Regions from separate parts of the Homo sapiens genome. Here all the other regions are linked to region 1. Evidence: chromatin loops called from intact Hi-C (ENCODE). Cell type or tissue: heart left ventricle. All regions are shown on one strand. Region 1 holds the start of DSTNP4 (DSTN pseudogene 4). Region 2 overlaps CX3CR1 (C-X3-C motif chemokine receptor 1). Region 3 overlaps TTC21A (tetratricopeptide repeat domain 21A).

Region 1 (8,000 bases):
TTATGCATATAATGTGATTTTGATACTCTTTCAATTGAGAGAAAGAGGTCTTTGTGCCATCCCCTTGAATCCAGGCTGGCTTATGACTTCGGTGGCAGGACACTTTGTGACTTCTGAGGCTGGGTCATAGAAGGCAATACAGCCTCCATCTCTGATGACATTGGAACCCAGCCACCATGCTGTGAGGAAGCCCAAGCGTCCTGTGGAGAGATTATGTGGGAGAGAACCAAGGCCCCCAGGCCACAGCATTGGCTGAGCTCCCAGCCAACAGCCAGCATCAATTTGTGGATATTCTTGGAAGCAGATATTCCAGTCTCAAGATGAGTTGTCCCAGCTGATACCACATTGAGCAGAGATGAGCTGTTCCTGATTGTCTAACTGTAAGCAAAATAAATGATTTTCATTATTTTAAGCCATTTAAGTTTTAGAGTGGTTTGTTATGCTGCAATAGATAGAGATAATTCATTAATTAATATTTATGAGTGCCCACTCTATGCTGGGCACTCTTTGCTAAGAGCTGGGGATGTATGGTGAACAGGACAGACCGTCTGTGCTATTATAGAATTTACTGCCTGGGTGGGAAAATGGATTGCGATCAAAGTAAACTAATTTGCTGGCTAACCTAAACTTGAAGCTGTGACAAGGTTCCCAGGCTCCAGGCCCCTGGCCTTTTTGACCTTATCTCCAAGTATATTGCATATACAAATACCCTCCCTTTCCTCAGAGTCATTGTGACTCTCCAATGGGATAATAGCCATTAAATGCACACACAGAGAAGCATGGGACTAAGAGTGAAGCTAGAAAGATGATTTCTTAAAGGAAAGGGTTTTTCTTCCCCTCTCCTCAAGTTTGATAGGGGTCTTCAAGAGAGCCATTGGGAGAGCTTGGCCTGAGTCCCTCAAGCTGACTGGGGGACAAGAGCGAAGAGAACTGCCAAGGTCTCCTGCGAGCCCACTCAAGAGGATGCTGGCAGGGCAAGGACCTGTGCAGGCGGGGAAGCCATCGTAAGCAGTTGGCTGGAGACTGTGTCGCTCTTGTCAGGGAATGGTGCACCTGTGGGATGGTGTCTCCAGTGCACCCACCAGAGCACCCCACAAGAGAAAGAGCCAGCATTTGGACATCTGACCCACCCAGAGGGCACCAGCAACACTTTTCTGCCACTCTATCTCTCCACTCTCTCCTTATCCAACTCTAGATGAGTCAGGAGTGGCATCATCAGTGGGTAAAGAGGAATGAGGAGGAGGGGAAGAAATAGTGAGGGAGCCAGCGACACTTCCCTTCCTCACCAAGTTTCCAAGCTGAGCCAGGGCAGCCTTCCATGTACCCACCTTGTCCATATCCCCAGCCTGCCCAGCTTGTACTCCAGCTTTTTTGACCTCTCCAGGTCAAAACTCAAGGGATGGGGCAGGGAGACAGGTAAAGGGCAGGAAAGAGATTGAATGCCTGGGACTTCCCTAATGCATCGCTCCCGGAGTTGGCAGGTGGCTCTTTCTATCATGGGTGTTTTGAAGGTTCTTTGGGGATTTCCATGCCCCATACCCCCTGCAGTTACTGACACAAGTGATGTACTTTCCAGCCTTCTCCTGACAACTCCCATTCAACCCCTCGTCCTAGGAGATCATCTCTACAAATCAGTTGGGCTCCTATTGGCCCTCCAGGCAGCCCCCGTGGGCAAATCCTTTTAAGACATCTCTCTCCATCTCAATGTACCTGGGACCGAGTATTCTCTATTCAAATTTCCATCTCACTTCCAGGGCCTGTGTGGTTCTCTTTTCTAGGTTCATCCACTGAGGACAGACTATTGTGCTAAACCATACACCTTTAGGCCTGGGAGGGTGGCCAAAAAGAGGGGAGTTTATGGATGTACCTTGGATCTGCAGTCTGGGATGTTCACACATATGCACTTCATGGAGCAGAACAGAACCAGGGAAGAGAAGAAAAGAGGGATGAAGCCAGGGATCCATTTATTCTCTCGCCTGTCTGTAAATGTTACAGACATATGAGATAGGAGAGGAGGCTAAGATGTCCCCAGCAGCCCAGCAGTGGAAACAGCAGGTGCTAAGACCCTGAAGTGAGAGAGAACATTGTGCATTCTGGGGACAGGAAAGGGAGGGAAGGAGAGAGTGCTATGAGTCTCAGTAGGGGATGGAGGTGGACAGGTGGGGTGGGTGCATCACACAGAGAACTGTGAGCCTCGGCAAAGACTTTGATCTTATCCCAGAGTAGTGGGAAGTCTTGGAGTGGTTTAAACAGGTTAACAGTGTAAACAGACTGCATTTTAGAGAGACCTCTTTTGCTGCTTTGCGACTTGGTGGTGGGGGTGTTGGGGGGAAGACACAAAGAGTAGAAGCTCGAGGAAGAGTTGGGGTATTGATGTCACAGTGAGACATAAGAAGTGATGACCTGAGCTAGGGCAGGGCTTCTGGAGATGGTATCATGGACCATCAGACACCTCAGGCTGCCTCTGGGCCCATGCCAGCTTCCCCAAATATAGCCTGGTGGCAGGTGGTGAACTAAAAAGTGAGAAACAACTCAGTCACCATTTTTCTGCAAGTTGCCACTTCATTTGAGTGTGTGGCATTGAATGCATTTTTCTTACTTCTGGAGCTTTGACCAAAATCTCTGAGACAGGAAGAGCCCCTGAAAAGTTGTGTTACATGAAGAATGATTCTGCACCTGCAGGGATCCAAAATGCACTTCAATGGCATAAAGATTATTTTAAGCTAGAAACATCTGAACAAACAGCAGCTGCAGAAACAAACAAACAAAAAGTACCTAAACTGCTGACTTAAACAGGACCTCCTGAACACTGCTGCCATAAATCCCCTCTCGAGGAAGTTTACAGCCAGAGAAGAGACTAATCATTGTCACCGTAATGAGTAATTGCTTAAACAAATGTTATCTGAAACTCCATGCCTTCCATTTGTTCTTCCATGGAAGTTCTCTCTCCGCCTCCCTTTCTCTTTGTTAAGTGGATATATAAACCCCTATTTTTGGCTGTTTAGACAGCCATATTTATCTGAAGACTCCTTTGAATAAATAAACTTCATCTTTTTTCCCTGTTAATCTGTCTGTGGTTGGTTAATCTGTAGACTCTGAACATAAATAGGTAAAGAAAAAGTGTTTTCTCCCAACACACTTTCCTTTTGCCAACAAGAGTATGGGTGACCGACAAAGATTTTCTATCTGGTACTGGATTTTATCTTCCTGGCCTGCCAAAGTTGCTGAATAGCAGAGGGTTGCTTATTGTCTCTTTCTCTTTCTCATGCATGTTAATTGGATTAGAAAAGATGGAGGAAAAGAGACCATATAGGAGACTGCACTGCCAAATGTACTATTAAAGGGTAGCAGAATACTCCACCCCAAAATATGCCACACTGGCATAAGTATTATTGTGAACTGAAGGTAACTGAGAAGAGGCAGACACAAGAAAAGCTCTTTGCTCTCCCCATTTGCCTAAAAACAGGATATAACTTTACAAAGGAGTTCTTCCTCCTCTCCCTGTCAGGAAGAACAAAGACCGACGACAACTTTAGGCCCTCATCAGCCTGAAGGTGGCACCAGAGGAGTCGACACAGCAGACTTCACTGACTAGCCTTTATCTACCGTAAAGTTCCCATATATTTGCTTTCCCACAATTTTCTCCACCTGGAGACTCAAGGTCTTTTTCTTTTGTCTTGACACTACTCTAAAAATGTATTGTTCCTTGTTGAAGATGCTACGTAGTTGAAGTTCTAAGCCACTTATTTGAGAACTAATCTTTTCTTGAGTATTTTCCATATATATATAAAATATACATGTTAATACATTTCTCTTTGTTTTTCTCTTGTTAATCTGTCTTTTGTTACAGAGGGTCCTAGGCCAACTAAGAAGAGTAGAGGGGGTCAGGCATGGTAACTCACGCCTGTAATCCCAGCACTTTGGGAGGCTAAGGCGGGTGGACCACCTGAGGTCAGGAGTTTGAGACCAGCCTGACCAACATGGCGAAACTCTGCCTCTACTAAAAATACAAAAATTAGCCAGGTGTGGTGACAGGTGCCTGTAATCCCAGCTACTCGGGAGGTTGAGACAGGAGAATTGCTTGAACCTGGAAGGTGGAAGTTGCAGTGAGCCAAGATCACCCCACTTCACTCCAGCCTGGGCGACAGAGCAACTCCGTCTCAAAAAAAAAAAAAAAAAAAAAGAAAAAAGAAAGGAAGAAAGAAAAAGAAGGGTAGAGGGAAAATTATGTTTTGTCCCCTACCTTATTTATATAAATCATTGTTATTTCCAATTTAGCCACAAACAATGAAGGGCTGGTGTATGCTGTAGAATGGCTGAACAAAAGGAATGCTTTCTTGCTTTCTTGTTTTCAAAGTGATAATGGCCAGAAGGGTAGATGAGTTATGCTGGTTTACATTTAGTCTGGTTTAATTGCACTTAAGTAGAATGCTAAATGTCAGCAGGTGGCTGATTATACGTTGACTGGACCAAAAACAGATTAATAGCTTCTGTATTAGTCTGCTAGGGTTGTCATAATAAAATACCATAGACTGGGTGGCTAAAACAGCAGACATTTAGTTCTCACAGTTCTAGAGGCTGGGAAGTGCAAGATCAAGGTGCTGACAGATTCAGTTCCTGGTAATGGTGGCCACCATCTCACTGTATGCTCACAGAACCTCTTCTTTGTGTGCATGCAGAGTGAGCTGTGGTCTGTCTTCCTTTTCTTATGAGGACACTAATCCTATCATGGGGCCCCACCCTTCATGACCTCATCTAAACCTAATTAGTTCCCAAGGGCTCTACCTCCTAATACCATCACTTGGAGGGGGTGGGGGAAGGGTGGTGTTGGGGCTTCAACATGTGAGTTTTGGGTGGTCACAAACTATGAGTCCATAACACCTTCTCTATAAATAAAGACTAGTTAAAAAGTATTATAATGAATACAATACCAAATGTTCATGTTAAAATGTGTTGTTTTTGTTTTTGTTTCTGCCAGTCTTTTGTTAGATCTTGCCTGGAGACATCAAACCCTTCTTCCTGTTCCTCGCCTGCCAGAAACTCAATCTGCCCTTGCGAGGACTTATACGTTGAGTTCTTCTGTCAGAAAAATCAAGTGTAGGAAAAAAATCTTTGTATTTCAGTAGAAAACAATGCACTGTCTGTAGCACACCTTCCTGCATTATAAGATTCTAGGCCTGTACATTGTCTGAGCTATTTTGAAACTCTCTGTAAGTTGTAACTGGTATGTAAATGCTGTACTGTCTGGTTGTGATTTTAACTGACTTCTTCCTCACTGTGGAAAACTCAGTTTTGTCCCCATTTGCAATTTATCTTAACATTCCTTTACTCCATATAAATCTGTTTTTGAGTTTTCCTTTAAACTGGTTATAACACCTGCTTGCTTTTCTCAGATCATATAAGTGAAGTAAATTCTTCAACATGTGCTAATTTTTACATCTATATGAGAGTCATGATTTTACCTTTCACTGAAAATTATCATTTAACACAGGGAAGCCTTTGGGGGGAAGTGGCAGGACTTGGCTTCCAAAGAAGAATGGACTGAATCTCTGAGCCCTGTGTCTCTCCCCCATTTAGGTTTGTGGCCACGCATTCCTCAACTGCTCAGGCCCCGAAGCATTCAGGTCATTCTTGACCCTTCCCTTTCTTGCACCCCCATCTCCAACCCTGTATAGGCTACATAATGTCTCCCCAAAGCTGTCTACATCCAAACCCTGGAAGCTGTGAATGTTTGTTATCTTACACAGCAAAAGGGACCTTGCAGATTTGGTTAAATTATGGATTTTGAGATAGGGATGGATTATCCAGGCAGACCAGTTGTAACTACAGGGAAGCAGAAGCATCATAGTCAGAAAAAGGAGATGTGAGGATCAAAGCAGGGTTGGAGAGAGGTGCTTTGAAAATGGAGAAAGTGGGCACATGCCAAGGAATGCAGGTGGCCTCTAGAAGCTAGAAAAGGCGGGGGAATTCTCCCCTCAGAGCCTCGGGAAGGAACCAGTCTTGCTACTCGATTTTAGCCCCATAAAACTATTTTCAGATTTCCTACCTCCAAAATGGTAAGGGAATAAATTTATATTGTTTTAAACCAGTAACTGCATAATGTGTTACAATAGCAATGGGAAACCTATACAAATGCCATAGTAAATTACGTTGGCTTCATCTTCAAAATGTAGCCAGAATCCGACCATTTTTCCCCAGTGCTGCTGTTAGCATTCGGGGCCAAGCCAGTTCCATTCCTTGCCTGGGCTGTTGCAATGGCCTGCATATGGGTCTCCTTGTTTACCCTGACCACCCAGCCTTTTCTGCTCCCTGGAGGCAGTATTTGAGTCTCTCAGTATTTGAGTCTCTTGATATGCTGTCTAGGAGGCCCTCTGGCTTTCACACCTGACACTTTCTCCAGTGCTTCAGTAGCTCCCAGCAATGGCCATCCAATTCCATTGTCTTTATAATGACTACTCAATAGTTCACACAGGCCTGGTACATTCCACCCACCAGGGCATCCCTTGCCTCCATATACCATCCTAGTTCACCATGCATGACAGATTTGACAATTGCACTGCCTCAGTTTGTTGGGGCTATTTGTACTTCACCTATAATCAGCAGTAGGGCTCTCCTTGCTAGCCAGCTGGCAAGTAAACAGCTCCAAAATCCCACTGTAAAGTTTGCTTTCTTGGACCACTGCTGGTATCAGCTGTTGCAGGTCAGGTTCTCTGGATTCTGACTCAGAGATGCAGATTTGCATGCAGGCAGGTTTTTGGGGAGTGCTCATGAGATCAACACCTGTGGGAGAGGGATGGAAGCAGATGGATTCCCGTGGGGAGTGAGGCAGACTGTGGAAATGCCATGCAGCCACAACCAAGATCACTGCTGGCAATCCCAGAGGGAGCTCTGGAGCTGGGGCAGTGCTTTGGAACTGTCTGCACAGGGCGCAAGAAGGCCAGGCCTTTATGCCCTACATTCGTGAGTCATTGAATGTAGGCTAATTCCAAGTAAGGAGTGCTACTTTTTTTCTGTTCGTTTGTTTTTGTTTTTATTTTTTTCTTGAGATGGAGTCTTGCTCTGTCACCCAGGCTGGAGTGCAGTGGCGCAATCTCTGCTCACTGCAACCTCCACCTCCCGAGTTCAAGCGATTCTCCTGCCTCAGCCTCCTGAGTAGCTGGGATTACAGGCGTGCACCACCATGCCTGGCTAATTTTTTGTATTTTTAGTAGAGACGGGGTTTCTCCATGTTGGCCAGGCTGGTCTCCAACTCATTACTTCAGGTGATCTGCCCACCTTGGCCTCCCAAAGTGCTGAGATTGCAGGCGTGAGCCACCACGCCTGTCCAGGAGTGCTACATTGAACAAGGCAGCGCTCTTCAGCCATGAGCAACCCTTGGAGAGGGACTCACCTGAGAGCTTTTGGCCACCAACATTCAGGATGAGTTCTGAAAGGGGTGGGAGGGGAGCATGTCTGAGTGCCAAACTGTAGCATCTATCACAGTGAACTTTGATAGAAGTTACATTAGATTTTACCACTATCCTCCTTAAATTCCTCCAATGGCTTAAAATGAAATCCATGGGTAACAGACCCTACATACTCTGGCTACTGATTACCTTCAGAAGTATCTTCTCCTTCTGGCTTATGTGCTGCAGCTATATTAGCCTTCTCTCTTGCCATTTGCTCAACAAATATTTATTGAATATTAACTATGGACCAATGTTCTATATTGGGGCTAGAACTGTGGACCATAAGCTAAATTGTGGGACTGTTTTTGTAAATAAAGTTTTATTGGAACACAGTGACTCCTATTTGTTTAAGTCTTTTCCATGGCTGCTTTGTGCTACAACAACAGAGTTGAGTAGAGGCCATACAGCCCTAAAGCCTAAGATATTTACTATTTGATCCTTTACAGAAAAAGTTTACCGACATTTCTTTTAGATCAGTGCTGTCTGATACACACAGACACAGACACACACACACACACACACACACACATTGCAGATCACAATTTAAGTTTA
Region 2 (8,000 bases), 53 kb after region 1:
CCAGCAGAGGGGAGAGACAGATAATGCAGGAGAGGGGATAAATGCAGGAGGGGAAGGTTAAAGGGGCTGGGATGCATCGTTCAGGTGGCAGGTTTGGCTTTAGATAAGCGCAGGGACGATTCTTCCATGATACGAGGAGGGACTGCAGAGTGCACTGGCACAGCTGCAGGAAGATGGGAAGATGTGGTTGGGGTAGGCCATGGAAGTTCTTTTCTGGTTCTATTTCCTCAGTGAAATAATGCGCTTTCAAAGGGAAACTCATATAGTAGTGCTGGAAGTGTAAATGAGCCTTTTGATATTAGGTTTCCCAGTCTGGCAGCTGGGCATCCTCCTCCCCAAAGCAAGAGTACCGGGATATGCCAAGGGGTTCTTAAAGCTGGAACTCATGGATTTCCCTGGCTGATTGGAGCATCACTGCTGCCAGCAAAGCCCAAGGTATAAAGTATGCATAAAGTCACTATGGTTTGAACTTTTAATAAATTTTACTTCCATGTAACGTATAGATAATTTGTGAAATGCAACCGAGAGATAATTTACAAAATATTTAAATAAAGTTGCTAATGTTTGATTTTGTTCTTTCTTTTATTTTACAGGTGTGAGCTCTACATTATGCTGAGATGGCTATGTACAAGTATATCCAGAATGACGGTGGATACGTTGAAAGTCCAATCAACTGTGCTAAATCTTGAATCAGTTCTCTCTGTTGCCTTTTGCAGGTTGTTTAAGTTTTGTATAGAAGTGGATATTTTGAACATTGAAACTGCACAAGGGCTTTATGGTTGCTCTGCTCACCTCTATTTCTTCTTCTCCTGCTAGGAAACCCCATTATCCTCAGAACAAGTCTCTCCACCTCCTGCTCTTGCCTGATGCTGTATGGCTCTGATGGCTTGTCCTGTGTCCCCTTAGCCCAGGTGCTAAGTGGTCTCTGTTCCCTTAAAATAACTGTTTTGGGATGTTATGGGTCCTGTTTTAAAAATCCCCTCATCCCTCTTCTTTTCTCTCTTCTAAAGGGCAGCCTTACCATCTCCTTTTAAGAACAGAAGTCTTTTCTTTCTGCCTCTTAAAGTCAGTAGCTGGTTTGTCACCCAATAACAAAAGCCCACAATATCCTGACCTCAAAGACTAGGAAGGTAGGTGGTGCTAAGGTCAGGGATTGGGAGTCTTAGAGAGCCAGCAACACAGTGTCATCTCTCTGAAAAGTAAATTTCCAGTAGCTAGCAAGAGATTTACAAATGCTGAAATCTCTTAGTCTACTAATTCCTTTCATACAATCAAAGATATGTGCAAAGATTTATGTTCATCATACTGTCACTCCTCATAGAGAAAAGCATGGGAGTAACACCCATGTCTGTCAGTAGGGCTTGGATGGATAAAGTCTATTATTGAGTCCTTTGCAATCATTCAAAATCATGTTTGAATATAATAGATGGGAAAATGATCATACTATAATGCTAATTGAAAAAAGATATAAAACTGTATATATGTTCTCATCTCAAATTTTTAAAAAATAAAAATGTGCTTATTTTATATATATAAACATATATATATAGTTTATATTTAAAAATAAAAATGTGCTTAACTCTGAAATTTGTCTTTTTGACTTAAGGATATATTATGGACATCCCTTTAGGGTCATATTTATAGAATTGACTCATTCTTTTAAATTATACTGTATTTTATTGTATGGCTAAATTGAAATTTATTGGACCATTTTCTTATTGATGAAATTCAAGTGCTTTTAGGTTTTGTTCAGTTTTTAAAATTGTAAATGGACAATTTATAATTATATAGAACTATGGGGTAAAAAGCACTGTTATGATTTATGAATACAATGTGAAATAATTAAATCAAGCTAATTAACATACTCATCATCTCAAATACTTAACATATTTTGTGGTGAGACCATCTGAAATTTACTCTCTTAGCAATTTTGAAATGTGCAATACTCTATTCTTAACTAGATTCACCACACTGTGTAATAAAACTCCGAAAAAGAAAAAAGCAACATATTCCTCCTATCTAGCTGAAATTTTGTACCCTCTGACCATCAGCTCTCTGCTCTCTCCCCACCCCCTACCATCTGTAACCACCATTCTACTCTGCTTCTATGAGTTTCATTGCTTTAGATTCCACACATAAGTGAGAACATGCAGTATTTGCCTTTCTGTGCCTGTCTTACTTCACTTAGCATCATGTTCTCCAATTCCATCCATGTTGTCGCAGATAACAGAGTTTCCTTCTTCTTAAAGGCTGAATTGTATTCTATTGTGTATATATGCCATATTTCCCTTATTCACTCCTCTGTTGATGGACACTTAGGTTGATTCTATAACTTGGCTATTGTGAATAGTGCTGCAATGAACATGGGGGTGCAGGCATCTCTTTAACAAACAGATTTCACATCTTTTGGGTAAATACTCAGAAGTGGTATTGCTGGATCATATAGTAATTCTATTTTTAGTTTTGGAGACACCTCTAAAATGTTGTCCATAATGGTTGTACTAATTCATATTTCTACCAACAGTTCACAACAGTTCCCCTTCTGCCACGTTCTTGCTGACATTTATTATCTTTTGTCTTTTTGATAAAAGCCATTCTGACAAATCTGAGATATATCTCATTGTGATTTTAATTTGCATTTTCCTAATAATTAGAAATGTTGAACATTTTTCCACTTACCTGTTGGCCATTCGTGTGTCTTCTTTTGAAAAATGTCTATTCTTATGTATTTTTTTTAAAATATGGTCATAGCAGAAAATAACTTCAGTGTTAAACCACAGTTATCTCTGGGAGGTTGAATATTGTGTAATTAAACATTTTTAATTTTAAATTGTATATTTTTCATGTTTTCTATACTGAGTATCTTTCTTTTAGAATCAGAAAAATGTACAAATAATTTAAAACAAACGCCTTGAAAAATGAACAATCTTACCTAGTATTCAAAGAAATGCAAATTAAAATGTTATTTTTGTTTCTATCTCAGTAAATAAGGAAATATGGAGTAAAAGAGTAATCTTCCTGCTGAGCATGTTTTGCGGTTGCCAGCGCTGCCCCGGGTGTGTCTGGAGGAACACTCCCTGTTGCCTAACAACTGCTGTAATGTAACGGAAATAGAAGCACGATGCCACACATCCCTCAGAAAACGACTTGGCCCTTGGCCCTCCTGTGGATGAAGAGTATATTGAAGAGAAACTGGATATTTCTAAATTTGCTAAGACTCGCTTTTCTCACTTGCTCTCAGATCACACTACTTTTGAGTAGCCCAAAATTTTGTTGCCAACTCAGCAAGTTAAGCAAACAATATTACAAATCATGTTGAAACTGAAGTGGTCCCCATGGGCCAGTGAGTACGGTGCAGGTGGAGAAAAAATTAGCTGCTGAGTTAGGACAAACTGCTCCAATTTTGAAGGCACAAATGGGCATCATCTTGGGCCCGGGTACTACCCAAGGTGGACCTCTCAATCAGGCTCTTATGCTCCCAGGTGTAGTTGTTGGGTGAACTCTCTCCCTGGATGCTCAGGGACAGCATCTCAGAGAGAGGTGAATGGAAAAACCATGAGACCCTGTACACACTCTAGGTGCAATGGATTACAAGGGTTGATAGCTCTTCTTAGTAACCGAAAGCCTATATGCTCCATCTTTCTTGATGGCAAGGTCCCTGGGAAGGAGACATTCTCTTAGAATGTCATTAAATGACCATAGAATAAGCATGAAGTGAGTGGAATTATGTGGAAGGGATTCAGCATTTTACCCAAGCACTGGGCAGCCCCTGGGTGTGGCTGTCCCTCCACAGTGGCCTGTCTGTCTAAGTCTTGACCCACCCACCCAGATCCTCTTGGAAGCCACTGATAGCATTTGCCTCTGGGAATTCTGCAGCCTTTGCTGATGAGTCTCAGTTGACACCATCTATCATTGCAGATACAGATGTCTCCAAAAGGCAATTGCCAAAGGCTGTGCCACACAGCACACACCTGTCCATGTGCAGATTGATTCTGTTAAACTCTTCAGCTATCTTGTGGGCTGCTTTTCCCTGCCTCATTATCTGCCTGCAGACCTTCCTTCTGTGTTCTCTGCTCTTAGAGGTCAGATTGATCTGTATTTTTATCAAGATGAGGAAGGAGATGGTAGACTGTGAATCAAGGATCTACCTCTCCCAGTAATTCACTGTGGCATCTTGGGGCACCTGCTGGCCCTCTCTGAGCCTCCATTTTCTTACCCACGAAATGTGGATTTGGACCCAGTTATCTCCAACCACCCAAGAGTCTGTGATTCTGCTACTAAGAAAAGCAAAAGGCAAGTACAAGATAGCATGTGTTTAGTTGCTGGGGAAAGCTCAGTCTAATATTAAAAATAATAAGTATAAAAATAATCACCACCATTCACTCGAGCTTGCTTTGCCAGTTCTGCACTGTGATCTTTGCAGGGGTAATCTTACTGAATCCTCTGCTCCAACCCTACCAGGTGGGAACTACTTTTATCTTTATTTTTCTGATGAGGAGATTGAGCCTCAGAGATGTTAAGCAACCTGCCGAAGCAGAGAGTTAATATGTCGGGATTCATCACAGGCAGATCCCTCTGCTCTTGGGAAGCCCAGACCTCAGAAGCAGGAGTGGGTCTGATTCAGGTGTGCTCTGAGGGCCAGCTGTCCTTTCCAAAAATGCCTTCCTTTATTTAGACACCAACATCCTTGCTATTTTGGATTTTTCAATGAGCTTCCTTATTTTCTCCCTATTCTGTCCTATTCAGCAAAATGAATGAATAAATATAGGTTCCTAATGTTACAAATTTAATTTTCTTCTAGAAATGAAAGTGTTTATTTCTCTTCTTTTATTTCTCAAGCCAAAATAATTATTTCCTCCTTCTTAGAAGTCCAGGAATAGGTTAAACTTTAATTAAAAGTCTTATGGTTCAACAGTTGGAATGAGGATCAGGTAATAACGAAGAAACCCCGTAAACACCCTGAGGAGAACCAGCACCCCCTCCATTGGTTGTTTTAGCTCAGCCCACAGCTAACAGCTCAGCTCAGAAAGTTCCTACCACCCACTCCGCTTCTAACGCCTTTTAATATTCGCACAGAGTTTTCTCACATTGTGGCTCTCACACACTTCCTTTATACATGCTGTTTCCTCAGCCTGGAATGCCACCTCTTTCTTTACCTGGAGAACCCCTGTCCCTTAAAGACGCAGGTCAGAAGTCACGTAGTACTCCTCTGCTACCACCTAATGCAAAGCGTGATTATTCCTTCACTTCTCTTCTGCATTTAAATTATTGAGGGAAGAGGCTTGGTCTCATTGCCTTTGGAATAGCTCTGGATCTGCGTTCATGTTTTGTATATAATACGACTCAGTAAAGGTTGTGTAATATATGACTTTCATATGTGTGTATGCAAAGATAATGTGTTCCCATGCCCTTTGACTCAGTTTTCCCCATGGCAATGAATTTAACCACAGGAAATAATTGAATAGGAGAAAGAAGATTACACAGATGGAAGTTCTATAAAATATGTATTTGCTAAACATTGGAAACAAGTTAAATGTTTATCAATTGAGTAATGGCAAGTAAATTGGGGTACATGATCTTGAAGGAACATGACTTATTCTCTCATTCATTATACAAACATATAGACTGCCAAAGAGCTATCAGATACACAGCAATTTAACAGTTACCACATCTGACTTCAATGAATACACAGTCTGGTAGAGTCTTCTAAAATGATAATTACCAAACTACATAGAAAGCGAGCACTATTTGTGGTCTAACGTTAAGAGGAAAACAAATCAGATTATAAAACCATCTGTACATTACGATTGCAACTCTAAACATGTGAGAGTGTGAACAAGGTCTGGACGGGTGAATACAGGAATGACAATATTGATGTGGTTAGATTGGATGACTTTTTCTTTAGCATTATTACAATTGTTTTCGAGCTTTAAACTTTTAGATTGTTCCAAACGTTTCTAGGGGGGAAAAAAAAGCTGCTCCCATAGCCCTGGCTCCCCAGGTTGGCAGTAGCATGAATGATGGGGTATTTTCCCAGATGGGCAGGGGCTTGCCACAAGGTGACTGGGAGGGGATATTCAAGGCAGTCCAGGAGAGTTGGGTTACGGAAGGCTATCACTCTGTAGACTTGGGAGTGCTCACTGGGTGCCATCGTAAGAACCAGCCTCTTCTGTGTCTGGGCTATGCCACGCAGCAGCACCTGCAGGCTCTTCCAAGCTTTGTCAGCACCACAACTTGGGCACAGCACAGCAGTGCCAGGTGTGGAAAGCAGAAGTCTAAGAGGCAGACAAAAGGGTTGAGACCTGCAAGAGTTGGTGGCTAGTTCCTCATGCTGGAAAGGATGATCTCTATGTGAAAGGTACCTTATCCCTCTTCTACAGACCAGGAAACTGAAGCTTGATTTGTCCCAAGCTACTGGAGTTGGGGTTGGAATCCATCCCTTCTTATTTGGGGGCAGGGTTTTTCTATTTCCCTTACTGGCCTGGGAGCAGGTGGAGATGCATGAGGTCATATGGAAGAGACAGGCTGATAGGATGGGTGGAGTCCTTTGGGAAGGAGGAGGCAATGGGGAATCTATTGGTAGGACCCCATGGTGGACGTATGAGAAGCCAAGCATTTGAGTTTTGACTCGATGCAGTAGGCAGTGGGGAGCCCTTGCAGGTTTGGGGACATGATGGAAGAGGGCTTAATGAAGACGAGGCTGGTGTAATCAGGGGAGAGGCTGGATCAGGCACATGGTAAGGGTGATGTGTGGCATTTGTTTTGTGTAATCAGAATAGTACCCACCCATCCAACTTCTTGGAAATATGTATTTCTGCTTCTCCATGAGATTGGACTGGAAGCTTCCATCTTATATATCCCTTCCCCATGGATAACAGCACCTTCCAGGGATGGGCACCTGATACAAACTTGGCCTATCAGAGCACTTCCCTGGGAATTTTGCCCTTGGGGCCAGAGAAACATGGGTGTCAGTCCCTCTCTGGTGATAAAGCTGTGTCATGTAAAGTCTGGGGGATCTATAATGACTAAAAGATTTGAGAGTCAGAGAGAGGGAATTCTAGCTTGGCTCAGGCCCTGGTTTCCCCTCACTTTGAGGGCTCAGACACCCTTTTGCTTGTGCCACAATATGAACAATATTCACCACCCTCATTTAACTAAACTAGTCTGAGTTGAATTTTTGTCATCTGCAAACCAAAAAGTTCTGATGACATTTGCAGTAAGAGAAATGTCTACTCTTTGTCATTCAAAGAGTTCAATTTGTTCATTCTTCAAATTTTGAGCACAATTCTCAACAACACTCTAGGGTTGTTTTGTGTGCATTGGGTCCATCATTTTGTGCCTGTAAGAAATAACAACAAAAATCTTTCCTCACTAGTCAGCATCAGGTTCAGGAACTCCAGGTTCTCTGTAGACACAAGGCTTTGGGATTCCCTTCAGAGAAGGAGCAATGCATCTCCATCACTCGTGTGGTAAGTAAAATTGCTGCTCAGAACACTTCCATGCCTGCTCCTTTGTGATTCAGATGAGGAGAAATCAACGTGGACTGAGCGCCCACACAGGACAGCCAGGCATTTCCCATACAGGTGGTAAAGGTATCTTCTGAACTTCTCCCCAGCAAATGCATAGATGAGAGGATTCAGGCAACAATGGCTAAATGCAACCGTCTCAGTCACACTGAGGGCCAGCCTCAGATCCTTCCTCATGTCACAACTGGGAAAGAAGTCATAGAGCTTAAGCGTCTCCAGGAAAATCATAACGTTGTAGGGTGTCCAGAAGAGGAAAAACACGATGACCACCAGAAGGATCAGTTTAATGGCTTTGGCTTTCTTGTGGTTCTTGCAGGAAAACAGCGTCTGGATGATTCTGAAGTAGCAATAACTCATAATGAGCAGGGGGAGTAGGAAGCCAAGAAAATTTGTTTCCACATTGCGGAGCACGGGCCAGATTTCCTGGAGGACCTCGGGGTAGTCACCAAGGCATTCATTTTCTTTCTGCTTTGT
Region 3 (8,000 bases), 82 kb before region 1:
AACATGCAAAGCAGTAGCCCTCTGAGGAGCAGAGTTAAGGCTAGTACAGAAAAGACTTTTCCTCCCAAAACACCTTCAGTGTTTGGAGAGGCTATTATGTCAATAAGTAAAGAACATGCTACTGTGAAAAAGGTACAGGAACAAAAAAGAGTTGCCAAAAATAAAAAATATTATTGTAAGGTAAAAAATTTCATAAATGGGCCTAATAGTGGGATGGATATAACTGAAAACTAAGATGGTGATGAGGAAGACAGTCAAGAATAAATATACCAAAGTAGCAAAGAAATACCTGTGCAAGTAGAATAGCTTGCTTCAAACAGATGAGATTTGTCCTCCCAACATCAAAACATATCACAAAACTACAGTAATTAAGTCCCTTTGAGGCCAGCACTGACTGGGATAAGCAAATAGATAAATGGGATGTAACAGGCCTTATTTCAAACTAATAGGTTGTTCACCAACTCCTAGTTGGATACCCTGCTATCCATTATGAAAAAGAAAAAAAGGTAAGTTCTCATCTTACACCATACTTAAATTTCAGATGAATTAAGTATTAAACATAAAAATTAAATGAAACATGGGTTTCCCTGGGGATTCTAAGCCTAACTCCAAACTTGGAAGCTGCAAAGTTTGGCTTTGTGGCTCTACATGGAAAAAAAAAATAGAAGCTGCAAAGGAGAATATTTTACCTATTTGACTACATAAAAGCTTAAAATTACTACATGACAAGGTACTGTAAAAATAGTTAAAGGATAAATGGCAAACTAATAGAAAACACTTGCAACAAAGGGTTAATAAAACATAAAGAGAAAAAAAATCACCCCCCCCAAAAAAACCAGGCAGGCTGTGAACAGAATATTCACAGTAGAAAGGAAAAGGCTATATTGGAAATATGAACAGGTGTTCATTCTCCCTAATAGTTAAAAAAGGTGTTAAATGAAAACTAGTTACTTTTCATGTTTCAGACTGGCAAAAATTACAGCACGTTTGAGGTTATGAAGAAAGGATATTTTAAATTCTTGATAGTAATATAAGTTCAAGTATCTTTGAGGGCAAGTTGACCTTATCTATCAGTATTTTAAATATATGTGCTCTATGACCCATCAGCTCTCCCTCAGGAATTTGAACTTATGTAAATGTTCATCATAGCATTGTAGTATTTAAATACCAAAAATAAAGTAAATGTGAAATTAGATGTCCTTCAGTAGGGCAATAGTTAAATAATTAGTAGGGCAATAAATTGTTACATCCACAGTAAAACATTGTGTTGTCATCAAAGAAAATGGGGTAGATTTGTATGAAGAGATGGGAAAATATGACTATCATATACAAATTTTAAAAAGCAGATTGTGGCCAGGCGCAGTGGCTCATGCCTGTAATCCTAGCACTTTGGGAGGCTAAGGTGAGTGGATCACCTGAGGTCAGGAGTTAGAGACCAGCCTGGCCAACATGGCAAAACCCCGTTTCTACTAAAAATACAAAAATTAGCCGGGCGTGGTGGCCATGCCTGTAATCCCAGCTACTCAGGAGGCTGAGGCAGGAGAATTGCTTGAACCTGAGGGGCGGAGGTTGCAGTGAGCCAAGATCGTGCCACTTCACTCCAGCCTGGGCAAAAGAGCGAAACTCCGTCTCAAAAAAAAAAAAAAAGCAGATTGTAGAATGGTGTATGTGAAATTTGATTCCCTTTGTGTATGTGTGTGTTTTTAAACCCATTGGTATGCTCATGTGTACATATATATGTCTGAGGTGTCTATATAGTAGTAACGTATTATACCTCAAATTGTTCCTAGTGGTTATCTCTAGAGAGAGACATTGTTACAGCCAGAACATGAGCTAGGGATGTTTTTCTGTATTGCCTTAGGGTTTGAATTCTTGAGCATGAGCATGTATTTCTCTTTAAGTTTGTAGAAATGTTGGAAAAGATCCCCTACACTGAGACATCTTCCTTCCACTGTCTTATCCATGCCCCTTGACCTGATGGGCTGCTGGCTATGCTTCAGTGTTAGCTGCTCATCATTGTTTTGTCCCATTTACAGGGATCATCTTGTGTCATATCTTAGAAGGCCACCTGGAGGAAGCTGAGTACCGGCTGGAATTCCTGAAGGAGGTGCAGAAGTCCCTTGGGAAGTCTGAGGTCAGAGCTCCCTGGGGGTATGGGTTGCTCCAGGATGATGTCCTCTGCTGTCCTCCCACCCCCACTTTCCAATAGAAAGCATGCAAGGTGGTCTGGACCTTCACTTTGCCCTTGCCTACCAAATCTGCCCAGGCTGACATTGGCACTGAGACTCGGTCCTCTCTTCCACAGGTGCTAATTTTCCTCCAAGCCCTCCTGATGTCCAGGAAGCACAAGGGGGAGGAAGAGACCACAGCGCTCCTGAAGGAGGCAGTGGAGCTTCACTTCTCCAGCATGCAAGGCATCCCTCTTGGCTCTGAGTACTTTGAAAAGCTGGACCCGTACTTCCTGGTCTGCATTGCTAAGGAGTACTTGCTCTTCTGCCCCAAGCAGGTTAGGGGAAGGCCTGTCTTCATGGTGGGGGTCTGGAGTACAGGTTTGGATGGTGCCCACCTGAAGGACAGAGGCAAGGACCTTACTTGGCCAGTCACAAGTAAGGATGGGGTGAGCCTTGGGCAGCTGGGGAGCCCAGTGCTCTTCAAACTTGAACATACAGCACACAGGTCACCTGGGAGGTTGTTCCAGTACAGATTCTGACTCTACAGGGGGGTCTAAAACCCTGCATCTCTAACAGGCTCCCAAGTGATATGGATGCTGCTTGTCTAGGGACCACACTTGGAAGAACAGGGCACCGGCCCATGGCCCTGCCTTTATCCGAGATGAGAATTTGGCTTCCTTTTCCGCAGAAGCCCCCTAAGAAGTATGTTAGTCTTTACTTGTTTGTCCTGCTCTTCCAGCCAGTCAGGATTCTTTGTGACCAAGGATCATATTTTTATACACCTTAATATCCCCCCAGTGCCTTGTAATGAGTCATTCAGCAAATATTTATTGAGTGCATTACTACATGCCAGATACCATTCTCGGTACTGGGGACACAACAGTGAACAAAACAAAGTTCCATAGCCTGGAGCTCGTGCTCTAAGCACTAGGTGATACAGAGGATAATAAATAAGTGTGGAATGAAGCAAAATTCCTTCACTGAGAGCATTTTCTGAGAGCTCCAGGAGTCTCTCTTAGAATAGGGCAAACCTACTCCCACCTCCACCGCCGTGTTCCCACAGCCCAGGTTACCAGGCCAGATCGTGTCTCCACTTCTTAAACAAGTCGCCGTGATCTTGAATCCTGTAGTCAAAGCAGCACCAGCTCTGATCGACCCCCTGTATTTGATGGCTCAGGTCAGGTATTACTCAGGTGAGCGGGGGATCCTGACAGCCGGGTGGGGCCTTGCAAACACCTGATGTAGCTTTGTGTCTGCAGGCTCCTTGCCTAGGATACTACACACACACACACACACACACACACACACACACACACACACACACTCTCCTTGCCTGGGGTACTACGCACACACACACACACATGCATGCTCCTTGCCTGGGGTACTACACACACACACACACACATGCATGCTCCTTGCCTGGTGTACTACACACACACACACACACACACACGTATGCACACACGTGCACACACACACAGGCACATGATCCTACAGGCCTGCCCACTCCCAGCCTCCATTCCCTAGTAAGCTTCCTGACCTCTCACCAGCAGGGGTCTCTCCCACCTAGGCCTTTGTGGATTTACTCATTTGATCTGTGCTGGTAATAGTTATTGAACTTCTTCTGAGATACAGTAGTACCAAAAATAGGCAAAAATTCCCTCATGGAGCTTGCATCTAGTAAGGGGAAATTGACAACTGAATACAAGCTCCACGAGGGAGCACATCGTATTTTTTTGCTAGAACATGGTAATGCTATGGAAGAAGCTGAAACAGGGAAGTGATGCAGGGGTGGCAGGGTTGCGGTTTTGAAAAGGTATCCAGAAAGAACTTGTGGAGAAGTGAGAACCCTGTACCATGAGGCCTTCAGAGCCTCCAGGGGCCCTTTCACCTTCTCCCTTCTCAAGGCCCAGACCCTGGAGAGAAAGGGAAGGAGAGGGAAACTCTTCCATGGGTGCTCTATTGTCCTATCTGATGCAGAGTCCTCCCCTGAAGTACTGTCTCCCTGTGGCCTCTCACCCAATCCTGCCTGCCTGGAAACCAGGCTGATCTGTGGTGTTCTGGGGGTGTCCAAAGGGATCAGAATACTGTGGCCATTTGTCTGTCTTCTGGCATTGCATCGTGTGGGTTGCACTCCTGCTGAGAGCTTTCCTGTCTTCATCCTTAGTCCTCCCTATGTTCATTTGGGTGCCAGGTTTCCCCACAGCTTCAAGGTATCCTGGATACAAGGCCAGGGTGAGAGAACTTCCCCTGGGTGCCGGCATCTGCCAGCAGATTTGGGCCCAAAGCAGTCTCCAGCTGTGTAGGTTGCCATGGTGACCTCTTCACATTTCCACAGCACATAAGAAGGAGCAGGGAGCTTGGGACCCAGAAACAGGTGCTCCCTACCCACCAGGTTATGGATCCCAAGTAGGAGTTGTTGAGAGACCTGACTGCGAGGGAAGAGAGTGCCCCTACCAACTCATCACACCCAACCCCTAGGCTGCTGCTACCACCCTGAAAGTGCCAGCCTGTCTGCAGGGAGGCCCCGCAGCCCTCAAGCCCCAGGGGGTTCAGAGCTGAAGCTCAGGAACCCAATAGGCCTGGACGTAAATGCCAACTTCGCCCCTTCCAAGCCGAGTGGCTTATATCACTGGAGCCCCAGGTACCACATCTGAAAAGACAAGAACAATAGCACCAACCTTGCAGGGCTGGGCAAGTAATAAATCAGACTTTCTAAAGTGTTTTGCAAGTATTGAACATAGAGCAGGAGCTTCTTAAATTGTAACTATTATAGTTGCTGTTACTACTAGGTTTTGTTTGCTCTTAGGTGTGGGAATTGAGACTTAATGTGTTCCCCTGAGCTTCTGGATGGAGCTGTGAAGTGACTTAGCTATCTCCCTGAGGGTTACAGAGACAAGAAGGGTGTTGCACTGAGGTTTGAGTTTCCTGTCGTTTGTCTGAGTCAAGGAAACAACTGTGTAGTCTTAATTTTAGAAATGGACCCCTGAGTGAAGCAGAACAAAACTGGCTAAAATACTCAATTTTGTATATTTCTGGGGAACAGGACATGTAAAATTCATTCTGCCCTTGCATATCAGGTCTTAGGAGCCCTTGGGAACCCTGCATGTAGAGGTTTGTGTATTATTTCTAGGAGAGCTAGAGAATGCCCAGAGCATCCTGCAGCGTTGCCTGGAGCTGGACCCCGCCTCCGTGGATGCCCATCTCCTCATGTGTCAGATCTACTTGGCTCAGGGCAACTTTGGCATGTGCTTCCACTGCTTAGAGCTGGGTGTCAGCCACAACTTCCAGGTGGGTGCCCTCTCATCCTCTCAGCATCCCAAAGCCCAGCTAGCTGTGGCCCCTGTTTGCCTTCTGAGAGTAGCCCCAGGGGCTAGCTGTGTCCCGTAGATCTTTCTGCTCGTCCAAAGGCAGGGGTAGGCTCAGTGGGCTCCTGAGGCTTTCTCTGACCTGGCTGCTGTGAGCAGCAGCAGTAGCAGCAGTGAACTGGAGCCCCACACTCTGCTGTGCTCCTCCTAGGTCCGAGATCACCCCCTCTACCACCTCATCAAGGCCAGGGCCCTCAACAAGGCTGGAGACTATCCAGAGGCCATAAAGACGCTGAAAATGGTCATCAAATTGCCAGCTCTGAAGAAGGAAGAAGGCAGAAAGTTCCTCAGGCCCTCTGTGCAGCCTAGCCAGCGGGCATCCATCTTATTGGAACTGGTGGAGGCCCTCCGGCTGAATGGGGAGCTAGTAAGAAATGCCGTGCTCTCTTCCCTGGGGACTGGGGCACACTGGAGGCTCAGGGTAGGCCCAGGAACCAGGTTCTTTGATTCCACCCACTGTTTACTTGTGCATCAAGTGAAGGGTCTGTTTGATTCCCATGTTTTAGCATGAGGCCACCAAGGTCATGCAGGACACCATCAATGAGTTCGGTGGCACACCAGAAGAGAACCGCATCACCATTGCCAACGTGGACTTGGTCCTGAGCAAGGGCAATGTGGACGTGGCGCTGAACATGCTAAGGAACATCTTGCCCAAGCAGTCCTGCTATATGGAAGCCAGAGAGAAGATGGCCAACATCTACCTGCAGACCCTCAGAGACAGGCGCCTCTACATCAGATGCTACCGGTAAGCCCCACAGGCAGCACAATGACAGCTTCTTCTCCAATGGTATCTTAGGGAGTGTTTCCTTCAGATGGTATTTCTTCAACCTGGGTCTCCAGAATGTGTCCTTGGAGTGTAGTTGATGAATGTATGGAATTGTCCATGGGTTACAATTTGAGCATGAAAGGTCAGTAAGCCCTGTTCATGGATGAGGATACAGAATCGAATTGGCCCTGAGCCCTGCTTGCCTCCCCCTCACCTGCTTGCACATGCTAGTGGGAGACTGTAGGCCTGGTTCTCAGAGCAGACACACTGAAGCTCCAAGCTGCTGTCTCTGTATGATTTTGCATTGGGACCTCCAAGGTGCCTTCCTCATCCCTTTCTTCTGGCAGAGCTGCATCTAAGCAATTTAAAGTGGGAGGTGGGGATGCTGAGGGAGTAGGGAAGGCTATCCAGCAGTGGGAAACCAGTGAACAGTATGGAGGCACGGCCAGATTGGAGTTTTAGAAAGAGTGACATTGCTGCCTCATGGAGAGGGATCTGGAGGGATAGCAGGTAGAGTGAGAGGAACAGGTAGAGGGCCTGGCCATGGCCTAACTACAGAGATGGATGTGGAGAGCCTGACTCAGGTAGCTAGCACAGTGCCTCATTCACAGTGGACTTTCTATAAATATTGATTGATGAATGAATGAATGTCAGCCAGAATCAGTGGGAAGGAAGTGAAGGAGATGATTTCAGGAACATGAGGTGTGTGCGAACCTGGGATAAGCTTTTGGTTACTCTTGCTTGCAGTGAGCTCTGTGAACATCTGCCTGGCCCCCACACCAGCCTGCTACTGGGCGATGCCTTAATGAGCATTCTGGAGGTAAGTGAGAGGCCTCACAGCCTTGCCAAGTGGCCCCCCAGTCTCCCTTCTCCAGTGGGAGAGAAGAGGAAGACCCAAAGACACTTTCCCCACCAGCCCGAGAAGGCCCTGGAGGTCTATGATGAGGCCTATAGACAGAACCCACATGACGCCTCCCTGGCCAGCAGAATTGGGCACGCTTATGTGAAGGCCCACCAGTATACTGAGGTCAGGCTGGGCTAGGGTGTGAAGGGGCAGGGAGGGCCAGCCCAGCAGGGAAGGAGGAGGACGGTACATGACTGGGGAGCTCTGGGTGGGAGGAGAGTGGCTGACTTTTCACTCAGCTCCTTGCTGAATGGGGTGCCAAGGGGAGAACTCAGCAACTCTCTGCTGCTGACCACACCTGCTTAAGCTGAGGGTTACACCCTGTGCCAGCTGGGAGGAGTGCCTTTTCACTTTAGGCTATGTTCTGGAGGGGCACACTGGTGTGATGGCTGCTGAGGGGAACATGGTGTCGGGCACTGAAGGGCAGAACCAGGCCAGAGGCTAATATTTACTGTTTGCACTAAGGCAATTGAGTATTATGAGGCTGCCCAGAAGATTAATGGACAGGACTTTCTGTGCTGCGATCTGGGCAAACTGCTCCTGAAGTTAAAGAAGGTCAATAAAGCAGAAAAAGTTTTGAAGCAGGCACTGGAACATGACATTGGTGAGGCAGCATTGTAACCCATTTCTAGCATTTGGAGCAGACATACTCCTCCCCCATTCCCCATTAGCTGAAGTCCTGATCCCAGCGCTCCCCACCAACACAGCTTCCCAGGAGCCAGTGAACTAACACTAATTTGAGTTTCCATTTAACAGTCCAAGACATCCCATCCATGATGAATGATGTTAAG

Evidence for each region. A loop is a pair of places that touch in the nucleus more often than their neighbours do. Peaks named below come from ENCODE experiments on the same cell type or tissue, not always from the same donor. Only the 100,000 strongest peaks of a DNase experiment are listed, where the experiment ranks them.
Region 2: it touches region 1 in a loop (4-fold over the local background); 22 of 110 quality-filtered maps call a loop at or near these places.
Region 3: a loop joins it to region 1, with 2.6 times the contacts of the local background. A loop is called at or near these places in 22 of 110 quality-filtered maps.

The regions. Positions count from the first base shown.
Region 1 is chr3:39,205,104-39,213,103 of GRCh38, forward strand. DSTNP4 (DSTN pseudogene 4) reads left to right here and starts at 7,699. Exons shown (of 2, transcript XM_047449432.1): 1 at 7,699-7,741. The coding sequence starts at 7,699. LOC124909366 (a long non-coding RNA gene) reads left to right here. Exons shown (of 2, transcript XR_007095872.1): 1 at 1-380; 2 at 4,979-5,430. RefSeq lists enhancers at 5,395-6,063, 6,064-6,731. In heart left ventricle, CTCF peaks have their summits at 3,553 (motif pointing right) and 3,756; no DNase peak of the experiment used is centred here; H3K27ac peaks cover 363 bases.
Region 2 is chr3:39,258,009-39,266,008 of GRCh38, forward strand. It overlaps CX3CR1 (C-X3-C motif chemokine receptor 1), which reads right to left. Exons shown (of 2, transcript NM_001337.4): 2 at 5,488-8,000. The coding sequence ends at 7,434. LOC102724104 (a long non-coding RNA gene) reads left to right here. Exons shown (of 3, transcript XR_940742.4): 3 at 594-1,455. Among named protein-coding and RNA genes, the nearest start is that of CX3CR1, 18 kb to the right of the region's middle. In heart left ventricle, a CTCF peak has its summit at 3,157; a DNase peak (open chromatin) is centred at 3,073; H3K27ac peaks cover 976 bases.
Region 3 is chr3:39,123,027-39,131,026 of GRCh38, forward strand. TTC21A (tetratricopeptide repeat domain 21A) reads left to right here. Exons shown (of 29, transcript NM_001366900.1): 10 at 2,037-2,134; 11 at 2,306-2,506; 12 at 3,235-3,364; 13 at 5,305-5,462; 14 at 5,691-5,906; 15 at 6,046-6,284; 16 at 7,053-7,125; 17 at 7,222-7,332; 18 at 7,675-7,813; 19 at 7,966-8,000. Among named protein-coding and RNA genes, the nearest start is that of MIR6822, 11 kb to the right of the region's middle. RefSeq lists a silencer at 2,317-2,492. In heart left ventricle, CTCF peaks have their summits at 2,359 and 3,732 (motif pointing right); no DNase peak of the experiment used is centred here.